Regions from separate parts of the Homo sapiens genome. Here regions 2 and 3 are each linked to region 1. Evidence: chromatin contacts called from ENCODE Hi-C or POLR2A ChIA-PET data. All regions are on one chromosome and are shown on one strand. Each heading gives the region's core, a stretch centred on a gene start or an enhancer-like site at or near the end of the contact. The rest is flanking DNA. Distances are from core to core; before and after follow the strand shown. Region 1 holds the start of TM4SF19-AS1 (TM4SF19 antisense RNA 1). Region 2 overlaps UBXN7 (UBX domain protein 7). Region 3 holds the start of ZDHHC19 (zDHHC palmitoyltransferase 19).

The links. A loop is a pair of places that touch in the nucleus more often than their neighbours do. ChIA-PET counts read pairs that join two places held with the same protein, here RNA polymerase II (POLR2A). Pooled maps may share reads with other maps.
Region 2: a pooled map shows a loop between it and region 1 (1.9-fold over the local background). The contact joins the enhancer-like site here to the promoter of TM4SF19-AS1 in region 1. A Hi-C loop is called at or near these places in 1 of 168 maps with a recorded cell type or tissue (endothelial cell of hepatic sinusoid) and 1 of 50 pooled maps. POLR2A ChIA-PET finds 5 or more read pairs at or near these places in 10 of 52 experiments (A549, B cell, Caco-2 and 7 more).
Region 3: a map with no recorded cell type shows a loop between it and region 1 (5-fold over the local background). The contact joins the promoter of ZDHHC19 here to the promoter of TM4SF19-AS1 in region 1. A Hi-C loop is called at or near these places in 1 of 168 maps with a recorded cell type or tissue (naive thymus-derived CD4-positive, alpha-beta T cell), 1 of 37 single-sample maps with no recorded cell type and 8 of 50 pooled maps. POLR2A ChIA-PET finds 5 or more read pairs at or near these places in 7 of 52 experiments (MCF 10A, OCI-LY7, activated B cell and 3 more).

What each region holds. Positions count from the first base shown.
Region 1 is chr3:196,316,408-196,319,974 of GRCh38, forward strand. TM4SF19-AS1 (TM4SF19 antisense RNA 1) reads left to right here and starts at 1,925. Exons shown (of 2, transcript NR_046724.1): 1 at 1,925-2,030. It overlaps DYNLT2B (dynein light chain Tctex-type 2B), which reads right to left and starts at 1,833. Exons shown (of 5, transcript NM_152773.5): 1 at 1,633-1,833. The coding sequence starts at 1,745. All of the region lies in intron 5 of TM4SF19-DYNLT2B (TM4SF19-DYNLT2B readthrough (NMD candidate)), which reads right to left. It overlaps LOC107986031 (a long non-coding RNA gene), which reads right to left and starts at 1,184. Exons shown (of 2, transcript XR_001740547.2): 1 at 567-1,184; 2 at 35-435. RefSeq lists a silencer at 1,353-1,602 and an enhancer at 1,663-1,762.
Region 2 is chr3:196,398,531-196,402,178 of GRCh38, forward strand. The region is part of intron 3 of UBXN7 (UBX domain protein 7); the gene reads right to left. It also overlaps the pseudogene RN7SL738P. Among named protein-coding and RNA genes, the nearest start is that of UBXN7-AS1, 31 kb to the right of the region's middle. Within about 2 kb of position 1,306, at least 3 of the 41 ENCODE cell types and tissues checked have a DNase peak (open chromatin) inside an H3K27ac peak, as active enhancers do.
Region 3 is chr3:196,208,797-196,212,671 of GRCh38, forward strand. ZDHHC19 (zDHHC palmitoyltransferase 19) reads right to left here and starts at 2,604. Exons shown (of 8, transcript NM_001039617.2): 1 at 2,374-2,604; 2 at 1,820-1,941; 3 at 580-719. The coding sequence starts at 2,519. LOC124909479 (a long non-coding RNA gene) reads left to right here and starts at 2,619. Exons shown (of 4, transcript XR_007096240.1): 1 at 2,619-2,843; 2 at 3,825-3,875.

The DNA.
Region 1 (3,567 bases), core at 675-3,174:
CCTGGACCTGCACTGAACTTCAACACATTCCAACTCATGCTCCATATGAATGTTTATTAGGCAACTCAATACATCCAATAATGAGCTTCTCATACTCCCCTCTCCCCCAAAACAAAATATATACTTGTTGTTAATTTTGTTCTGCACGCTTTCACAAAATAAAATAAAATAAAATAAAATAAAAAAATACGGCTGAATGGCATTCTGGGCATTCAGAACCTTTTACCAAGATAACTGAGGGTATCTTTCTCTGTGTTCATTCTACCCAAGGGAAAAATCCTGTATGAAATTTGTATCACTTTTTCTGTGAGTTACCAAGAGAATAAAAATAAACAAAGAAATTTGTATCACATTATAATCAAAATTCCTGTTTTCCATATTTGCCAAGCAAATATGGGGTGTGTGTGTGTGTGTAAAGTTAGTGATCTTACAAACCTAGCTGAGTACCCTCTGCTCTGGCCCGTGAGCCTGACATTTTTTTCAGTGTGTGTGTGTGTGTGTTGTGTGGTGTGTGTGTGTGTTGTGTGGTGTGTGTGTGTGTGTGTAAAGTTAGTGATCTCACAAACCTAGCTGAGTACCCTCTGCTCTGGCCCGTGAGCCTGACATTTTTTTCAGTGTGTGTGTGTGTGTGTGTGTGTTGTGTGGTGTGTGTGTGGTGTGTGTGTGTGTGTGTGTGTGTGTAAAGTTAGTGATCTTACAAACCTGAGTACCCTCTGCTCTGGCCCGTGAGCCTGACATTTTTTTTCAGTGTGTGTGTGTGTGTGTGTGTGTGTGTTGTGTGTGTGTGTGTAAAGTTAGTGATCTTACAAACCTAGCTGAGTACCCTCTGCTCTGGCCCGTGAGCCTGACATTTTTTTTCAGTGTGTGTGTGTGTTGTGTGTGTGTGTGTGTGTAAAGTTAGTGATCTTACAAACCTAGCTGAGTACCCTCTGCTCTGGCCCGTGAGCCTGATATTTTTTTCAGTGTGTGTGTGTGTGTGTGTGTGTGTGTGTGTAAAGTTAGTGATCTCACAAACCTAGCTGAGTACCCTCTGCTCTGGCCCGTGAGCCTGATATTTTTTTCAGTGTGTGTGTGTGTGTGTGTGTGTGTGTGTAAAGTTAGTGATCTCACAAACCTAGCTGAGTACCCTCTGCTCTGGCCCGTGAGCCTTAATCCTAGCGAGGGCTCGCTGCGGTGGTCTAAGGGCCTCCAGATCCCACCCGGGTAGGACTTCGCACAGATGCAGCTCCCGCGCCGGGAGTGAGCCCATCCTGGCACCCGTGTGCACAGTCACCCTCGAATCACGGCTGAACGGCATCCGACGCGAGTGGCTTCCTGCCTCTATTCTACCCATCTCCTTACTCAGGACGCCATCGCGGGTTTCCCAGGGCCAACCATTCCCGCCGCGCCACCCTAAGACGCGCCCGGCGCCCAAACACTGAGGAAGCGGGTGGGGTCCCCTGCGGCCCCTGCAGCGGGAGGGGCGCCCGGACGTCACAGCAGGGCCGCCCGCCCGCCTCGCGGCCTCCCGCCTCCCGCCCCGCGGACCCCGCGCGTCCCCCGCGCTCCTTCCGTGGCCCAGGTCCCAGGCGAGCTCCGCCCCTCAGACCAGCGCGCTCGAGGTCGCCCCGCCACAGCCCGTCCTCTACCCGCCTCTGCTGGAAAACAGGCCGCAGAATATAGGTGTTCTCGGGCTCCCCTGCGTTCTTCTCAGCCTCAGGCACCCCGTCGCCCACCGAGAAGGACACTCCGATGGACGTGGCCATGCCGGGGCTTCTCGGTCCGGGCGTAGCTCGCGATGAAGGCCTAGCGGGTTGCGGTCGCGGCCGGCAGCAGGGAAAGCGTCTCCAGGGCAACAGGGCCGCCCTCCCGCCTCGCTGAAGCCCGCGAGCGCCCCGCACAGCCGCCCTCCCTGCCCGCGCCTGCGCACCGGCTGCTGGGCGGGAACTGGTCGCGTCCGGACGCGCGACAGCTTCCACCCGCCTCAGGCAGTATCAGCCGCGCCGCAGTCGGAGGAAATAGACGCGGGGCCTGAGGCTCCTGGACTTGAGGTATTAGGCTGGTGCAGAAGTAATTGCGGCGGCCGGGTGCGGGGGCTCAGGCCTGCAATCCCAGCACTTTGGGAGGCCGAGGCGGGCGGATCACCTGAGTCAGGAAGAGTTCAAGACCATCCTGGCCGACATGGTGAAACCCCATCTCTACTGAAAATACAAAAATTAGCCGGGCGTGGTGGCGCGTGCCTGTAACCCCAGCTGCTCTGGAGGCTGAGGCAGAATAATCTATTGAACCCAGGAGGCCGAGGTTGCAGTGAGCCGAGATCGCGCCACTGCACTCCAGCCTGGCGACAGAGCGAGACTGCGTCTCAAAAAAAGAAAAAAAAAAAAAAAGGAAGGAAGGAAAGAGACTTAGGCTGCATTCCCCGCTTTTAAAAATATATATTTATTTTTATTTTTTTAAACGAAGTCTCGCTCTGTCACTCAGGCTGGAGTGCAGAGGCGCGATCTCGGCTCACTGCAACCTCCACCTCCCAGGTTCAAGCAATTCTGCCTCAGCCTCCCAAGCAGCAGGGATTACAGGCGCGCCCCACCACGACCGGCTAATTTTTTTTGTATTTTTATTAGAGACGGGGTTTCACCATATTGGCCAGGCTGGTCTCCAACTCCTGACCTCAGGTGATCGCCCACCTCGGTCTCCCGAAGTGCTGGGATGACAGGCGTGAGCCATCGTACTCTGCCGCATTCCCTGCTTATAAGCACCAGTCCCTGGTCCTGTTTTAGAAGGCTGTTGTATCTTGGCCTCTGCTAGCTTCAAAAACTAAGGCCCGATGAGGTAGCTCGTGCCTGTAATCCCTGTTTACAGGAGAGGCTGAAAGGGCAGGGATTCCTTTTTTTTTTTTTCCCACTTGAGACAGGGTCTTGCTCTGTTTCTCAGGCTGGAGTGCAGTGGCACACTCACCGCTCACTTCAGCCTCGACCTCTTGGACTCAAGCAGTCCTCCCACCTCAGCCTCTGGAGTACCTGGAACTACAGGCGAATGCCACCGCGCGTGGCTAATCTTTTTAATTTTTGTAGAGATAGGATCTGGCTATGCTGCCCAGGCTACTATTGAACTCTTGGGCTCAAGTGATTATCCCACCTCAGCCTTCCGAAGTGCTGGGACTACAGGCATGAGCCATCACAGCCAGCTGGGATATTGTTTTTCGAATCGCTGTCATGTTCTGTACTATATGCAGTTCCTGAAAGAATGGAGGCAAGAAGGAGTCAGCTAACCACTGTGAACTGTCTTAGTGCCAAGGACCCACCCTTCTCTCCTTGGGGTCCTGCTGACCCATCAGAATAGGGCTGAGCCAGGATGGGGCTTGTGGAGATGATGTGTATGAGTGTGCATGCACTTGTGTGTGCATGCCTAACATCCAAAACTAGATATAAATTCTTTAAACTTTTCATTAGTTGGCCAGGCACGGTGACTCGCACCTGTGATCCCAGCACTTTGGGAGGCCGAGGCGGGCGGATCATGAGGTTAGGAGATCAAGACCATCCTGGCTAACATTGTGAAACCCGGTCTCTACTAAAAATACAAAAATTAGCT
Region 2 (3,648 bases), core at 56-2,555, 82 kb after region 1:
CCACTGATCTTATCAGAAAGCCTTCAAGTACTGGGAAAGTATCAAGCTCACAAAGGTGGGTACAAAAAATTTTCTAAAATCCTGTTTTTTGCCTGAAAGCTCTTTTGTAATTTATCATTGTTTTTGAGATGAGGTCTGTCATCAGTAGGCTGAAGTGCAGTGGTGCAATCATGGCTCATGCCTTGACCTCCCAGGCTCAATCCATCTTCTCACCCCTCGGCCTCCTGAGTAGCTGGGACTACAGGCATGTGCCACCACACCCAGCTCATTTTTTTCTTAATTTTTTGTAGAGATGGGGGTCTCCCTATGTAGCCCAGGCTGGTGTGGAACTCCCAGGCTCAAACAATCCTCCCGCCTCAGCCTCCGAAAGTAATCCCAAAGTGTTCGGATTACAGGTGTGAGTCACCACGTCCGGCCAAACCTCTTTTTTAAAATCACTGATAACAAACACTCTCAGTTGTATTGAAGTAACAAGCTCACATTTTCAAGAAAATGCCAACTGTCAAAGTGTAAACTGATAGTCTGTCAGCGATTTTTCAAGTAAAAAGAATGTTCCATGAAAAAAGCTGCCTACTTCAGCTCGCTACTCTAACAATCACACAAGTGCTTTTCCTTAAGGTAATCATAGTACTTCATTATGCCAAAGTGCTTTGTGCATACATCCTATTTCAAACAATATTTTAAAACTGTGTACTCAAGGATCAGGATTTAATGAAATTAATCATTTTTATTGCTTCATCAAGAACATTATTAAAGAAAACTGCTTTTAAATTAATTTATTATTTTTTTTTGAGTTGGGGTCTCAATACGTTGCCCAGGCTGGTCTCAAACTCCTGGGCTCAAGCAATCCTCCCGCCTCAGCCTCCCAAAGTGTTGAGATTACAGGTGTAAGCCACTGCAACTGTCCTATTTATGTTTCTTTTATAGACAGGGCCTCACTCTGTTATACAGGCTGCAGTGCAGTGGCATGATCATAGTTCACTGCAGCCTAGAACTCCCAAGCTCAAGCGATCCTCCCACCTCAGACTCCCAAGTAACTAGGACTACAGGCACGTGCCACCATGCCTAACGAATTTATTTTTATTTTTTGTAGAGATAAGAGTCTTCCTATGTTGTCTGGGCTACTCTCCAACTCCTGGTTGCAAGTGATCTGTTCAACTGTGGCCTCCCAAAGGACTGGGATTACAAGCATGAGCCACTGCACCTGGCCCTGCCTTTTAGATTTTTTTTGTAAACTTCAAATATGCAGCAGTGAAGAATTCACTATCTAGTGATACAGCCTGAAGCCACCACATGAATTCAACCAAGATGCCAGCAGTCTGACTCATCATTGTTTCTGAACTATCAGTCTAAATGTCACCACAATGAAAATAATTTGATGTCCAGTATAATGGTGCATGCCTATAATCCCAGCTACTTAGGAGGCTGAGATAAGAAGATCACCTGAGCCTAAGAGTTCTGGCCTGTAGTGTGCTATGCCAGTCAGGTGTCTACACTAAGCTCGACATCAATATAATTACCTCCCGGAAGTAGGGGGACCACCAGGTTACCTAAGGAGGGGTGAACTGGCCCAGGTTGGAAACAGAGGTCAAAACTCCTGTGCTGATCACTAGTGGGATCACGCCTGTGAGCAACCACTGCACTCCAGCCTGGGGCAACACAGCAAGACCCCATCTTGGGAAAAAAAAAAAACCCTTAGTATTATTACGTAAGTTGTTTTAACTTTACAGACAACCTGAAAGGGAATATTAGGGACCTGAGCCCACACCTGAACTGTGATTTAAATCAATACTGTCTTAAGAAAATAGTTTCTAAAGACCCATTTCAAGTTATAACGTCTAATAATGAAAGGTAAGAATGACTTCCTAACTGTAAAAAGTCATTCTCAGTGTCGTCCTTACTGTACACCAATTCAGAGATAAAAAAAGGAAGAAAGCGGCCAGGTGTGGTGGCTCACGCCCGTAACTCCAATATGGGCCAAGGCCAAGGCCAAGGCAGGCAGGAAGCTTGCTTGAGATCAGTTCCATAGCAGCCAGGGCAAACAGCAATGCCCTGTCTCCACAAAACAAAACAATTAGCCAGGCGTGGTGGCATGCACCTATAGAAGGCTGAGGTGGGAGGAATCCTTGAGCCCAGGAGTTTGAGACTGCAGTAAGCAAGGATTGTATCACTGCACTCCAGCCTGGGCAACAGACTCCATTTCTGCAAAACAAAAGAAAAAAAAAAGAGTAAAGTGGGGCTTCCAAATGGAATTCTTCTGCCTCTGTTCAAAAGCAATACAGCACAGAATTTACTTCCTATAGTCCTACAAAGACGCTGTATTATTCCTTGCAATAAAGAGAAGATAAAGCTTCCAAGGGCATTACTCTTTTGCTCCAAATCTATTCCTAGCATTTATATTTTTAAAATTATGAGCAATATGGTATATTAACAGCATAATGACTATCTGCAGTGAGCAGTCCAGAAAGCACTTCATTACACTACAGTATTCAGACTTTACAGCTTTCCTCTTGCCTTTTATTTCCAAATCTAGACAGTATATTCTTTTGTTTCTTGCTATAATAAACACCAAAGCTGCCAAGTTAAAAACATTTATCTCGGCCGGGTATGGTGGCTCATGCCTGTAATCCCAGCACTTTGGGAGGCCGAGGCGGGCGGCTCACCTGAGCTCGGGAGTTCAAGATCAGCCTGACTAACATGGAGAAACCCCGTCTCTCCAAAAAAAAAAAAAAAAAAAAAAAAAAATATATATATATATATATATATATACACACACACACACACACACACATATATATATATACACATATATACAAAAAATAAAAATTAAAAAAATAAATAAAAAGGTTTATCTCATAAAAACTCTCAACTAAAGTACTTTATCAAAAGACATACATATAATTTTATTCATCCTTTTGTTACAACGTATATTTCCTCCTCTTAGTTTACCGATGAAGGCTATGTATGTATTATCCTAAGTGAATTAATGCAGGAACAGAAAGCCAAATACCGGACGTTCTCATAAGAGAGAGCTGAGTACAAACAGACACAAAGAAGGGAACAGACACCAGGGCCTGGTTGAGGGTGGAGGGCGAGGATTGAAAAAAATACCTATAAGCCAGGCGTGGTGGCTCGCTCCCGTAATCCCAGCACTTTGGGAGGTTGAGGCCAGAGGATCGCTTGAGCCCAGGAGTTTGGGACCAGCCTGGGCAACATAGCAAGACTCCATCTCTATTTTAAAAAAAAAAAAAAAAAAAAAGTAAAGAAAGGAAAGAAAGAAAAGAAAAGAGAAGAGAGAAGAGAAGAGAAGAGAAGAGAAGAGAAGAGAAGAAAAACTACCTATTGGGTACTACGCTCATTACCTAGGTGATAATCTGTACACCAAACCCACGCAACATGCAATTTACCCATGTAACAAACCTGCACATGTACCCCAAACCTAAAATAAAAGTTGGAGGGAAAAAAATTTGTATGTCTCTTGTACTCAATTGTATTTATTTATTTATTTTGAGAGAGAGTCTTACTCTGCTGCCCAGACTGGAGTGCAGTGGCAGTATCTCGGCTCACTGCAACCTCAGCCTCCCGGTTTAAGCAATTCTCATGCCTCAGCCTCCTAAGTAGCTGGGATTACAGGCATGTGCTGCCATG
Region 3 (3,875 bases), core at 1,354-3,853, 110 kb before region 1:
AGACTGGCCTGGCCTTCTGTGAGACACATCCTACTGTAACTCTGGGCAGAACGTAAACCATCTCTGGACCTCCACTTTCTCATCCATTCGATGAAGATGACAGTAACAGTAACACCCTTGCCCAGCCAGCCTCCTGCACTTGTAAACCTATGCAAGCCGTGCTCTCGAGAGAGATGGTCACTCAGAGCCAGGAGACCCTCCAACTTGGACACCCAGGCGAGGACAGGCAAGGCCTCCCAGACCAGGCGGGCAGCCAGCCTGAGGGGCTTGGGTATCTCGTGTTAGCGAGCCCAGGGGTGGGACAGAGGGCTGCCTCTCCTCCCCTGGCCTGACCCAGCCCAGGACAGATGCGGATGCCCTGTGCATGTCAGCACCTCTGCAGGCAACGGCCAGCCTCCCAGGACAGGTGCAGGTGGAGAACACATGAGTGACCAAGGGTGGCTGGGAGTTACTGCCACCCTTGGCCTTTAGCAGTCCTGAAAACAGCTTCACACCCAGCCCTGGCCCCTGTATGAGGGAGGCTCCTGGTCCCAGCCAGATGTGGGGCGATGGCTGGTGGACAGGTAGAGGGGCACTCACCTCCACACAGATGTTGCACCAGGGGCAGTGGTAAGTCCGGGGCGGGCGGTGGAAGCAGCACTTTGGACACCATTGCAGGCGGAAGGCCCCGTGGTTCACCCACACCACGTGCACCGTCAAGGGGCCCTGCTCAGCGGAGCCTGGCGTGGGAAGAGGATTGGGCACAGCAGAAGGCCCTGCGGTCACCCCGCGGCGGGGGCAGCTCCACGGCATCACAGGGCACAAGGAAGGGTGGGGACAAGGTGGGCAGGGGAACCCCTGTCCCCACTGAGCAAGCTGTCCAAGCTCAGAGAGGATGGCAGTCAAAGGGAAGACGGGTTTCCAGCCAGGAGAGTTTTGTATGAAACTCAGGCGTTTGGAACAGTGAGTGCTGCTTTGAGTGTCATTGTGTAGTGAAGGGAGGAAGTGCATACAGTGGTTTGGAAGAGCCCACTGGCTTCTGGCCCTGGCCTGCCCGGTCCTCCCATCTAAGGCAACTGGGAAACCTCAACAATTCTGTTTTTCCACACCTTGGTGGCTTAAGAAACGGGGTAGGGCCGGGCGCGGGGGCTCACGCCTGTAATCCCAGCACTTTGGGAGGCCGAGGTGGGCTGATCATGAGGTCAGGAGTTCGAGACCAGCCTGGCCAATATGGTGAAACCCCATCTCTACTAAAAATACAAAAAATTAGCTGGGCGTGGTAGCATGCTCCTGTAGCCCCAGCTACTTGGGAGGCTGAGGCAGACGAATCGCTTGAACCTGGGAGGTGGAGCTTGCAGTGAGCGGAGATTGCGCCACTGCACTCCCGCCTGGGCAGCAAAGCGAGACTCTGTCTCAACAAAAAGAAAAGGAAAGAGAGAAAGAAAGAAGAAAGGAAAGAAGGAAAGAAAGAAAGAAAAAGAAAGAAAGAAAAGAGAAAGAAAGAAAGAAAGAAGGAAGGAAGGAAAGAGAGAGGAAGAAAGGAAAGAAGGAAAGAAAGAAAGAAAGAAAAGAGAAAGAAAGAAAGAAGGAAGGAAGGAAAGAGAGAGGAAGGAAGGAAAGAAAGAGGGAGAGAGAGAGGAAGGAAGGAAAGAAAGAAAGAGAAAGAAAGAAAGAAAAGAGAAGAGAAGAAAGAGTGAGCGAGGGCCAGAGCAATGAAGACGTGGGGTGAAGGGGTCCAGAGGCTGGAGGAGGGTCAGTAGGAAGAGCACTTTAGGAATCCCCCCTGCAGGTTCCCAGCCCTTGAGTGACACCTCCTTTTCCCAGGGGGCTGATGCCTCACCTTGATGTAAGATGCCAGGGTCTGAGAAGTTGAGTGAAACAAGACTGAAGAAGGTAAGGACAAAGAGGGAGCCTGTGATAACAGGAAAGGCCCACTCCCCGTTCTGAGCCAGCCACCTGCAACTGAGACCAGAGGCAGGCTCGGTCCTGAGCAGGGGCAGCCCAAAGCCCCCGGCCCAAGGCCTGTGGCTTGCTCAGGTCAGGACCCACAGACCTTCAAGCCAGATCTAAAAATCCAGGCTCCAAATACCCAGGCAGACTCATAATGGCTCCACCAAATGTCACCAGCATGACCAGCCACCCAAAGCTCCCAAAATGCACAGGCACCCTTGACCTCTGCGCCTTTGCACGTCGGTTCCTGGAACAGAATATCCCCTTTTCCCTGCCCGCACCCTTGACCTCTGCACCTTTGCACGTCGGTTCCCTCGAACAGAATATCCCCTTTTCCCTGACCTCTCCCCCGGTCTTCTGCACTCCCCTGCCTCCATCCTATCATCTTCTGTTTCCCTGGCTGTCTCTTTGTGGGAAACCTAACGGCTTGCCTGGAAAACTCACGGGAATGCGAAGAAGAGGCCACTGAAAAAGACCAGCAGCACCACATTGAAGGCAGCAAAGAGGCTAGGGAGGAACCAGGGACGTGGGACCAGAGGCAGGGGATGGGGCTCCTTCACCAGCGGCGTGGCATCCGTTAAGAGTGTCATGGCTGGGCCTCCTTCGCCTCCAGGGGAGGTCAGAGCCACCAGGCTTCCTCCCCCAGCCCAGCTTCCAGAGCTCCATGGCCACGGCAGCCTCAGAGCCGCAGCCCAGGGTGAAAGGAAAGAAGGCCCAGTGTGACATCACAGAGGCTGGGGGACCTCAGCAGAACTGTCTGCAGCCCTGCTCTAGCTGCCTCCGGTGACAGGCACTTCCAACAGCAAACCCCACCCCCACCCCGACATGTGCTGGGGAACCGGGAGTTCCTGCCCCTGAGAGGCTGATGTTGTTGGAGAAAATATGACCTGGAGAAACACATGGGAAGAAAGTTGGTAATTTTCAGCCGGCGCTGTAATCCCTGTAATCCCAGCACTGTGGGAGACCGAGGCAGGCAGATCACTCGAGGTCAGGAGTTCGAGACCAGCCTGGCCAACATGGTGAAACCCCATCTCCACTAAACATACAAAACTAGCCAGGAGTGGTGGTGCACGCCTGTAGTCCCAGCTACTCAGAAGGCTGAGGCAGGAGAATCACTTGAACCTGGAAGGTGGACGTTGCAGCGAGCCAAGATCGCGCCATTGCACTCCAACCTGGGTGGCAGAGTAAACTCCATCTCAAAAAAAAAAAAAAAAAAAGAAAGAAAGTTGCTGGGTTTTTTTGTTGGTTTGTTTTGTTTGTTTGTTTGTTTTTGAGATAGTTTCGCTCTTGTTGCCCAGGCTGGAGTGTAATGGCGCAATCTCGGCTCACTGCAACCTCTGCCTCCTGGGTTCAAGCGGTTCTCCTGCCTCAGCCTCCCAAGTAGCTGGGATTACAGGCATGCATCACCATGCCCGGCTCATTTTGTATTTTGTAGTAGAGACGGGGTTTAGTCATGTTGGCCAGGCTGGTCTCGAACTCCTGACCACAGGTGATCCACCCACCTCAGCCTCCTAAAGTGCTGGGATTACAAGCATGAGCCATATTAAACTTCCTTTATAAAAGGCCTCAAAAAGAAGAAACTGAGGCAGAAATTTAAAAATAAATATGCATTCATTCACTCCAAGACAAGTAACAAGCAAGGCAAAAGTTAAAAAGAAAAGAACAAGTTTTCCTCTGCCCAGCAAGCTCACTTCAAGGACAGTTATAAGATAACGCTGTTTAAGAGGCCAAGGCCAAAAGAATAAGCTCCAGACACCCCTCGCCTCCAGAGCAAAGTTGAAGAAAAAAAAGAAAGACAAATTCTTTGACTGTTACTCCTTTCCCAGGTTTCTTAAGCATGATTATGTTTTACAAATGTCTGTATTTAGCCAGTTCTTGTTTTTCTTTCAATGCAGCTACAAAGTCACCAGCTATGCAAGGCCACAAGTTATGCTATAGATGATGTG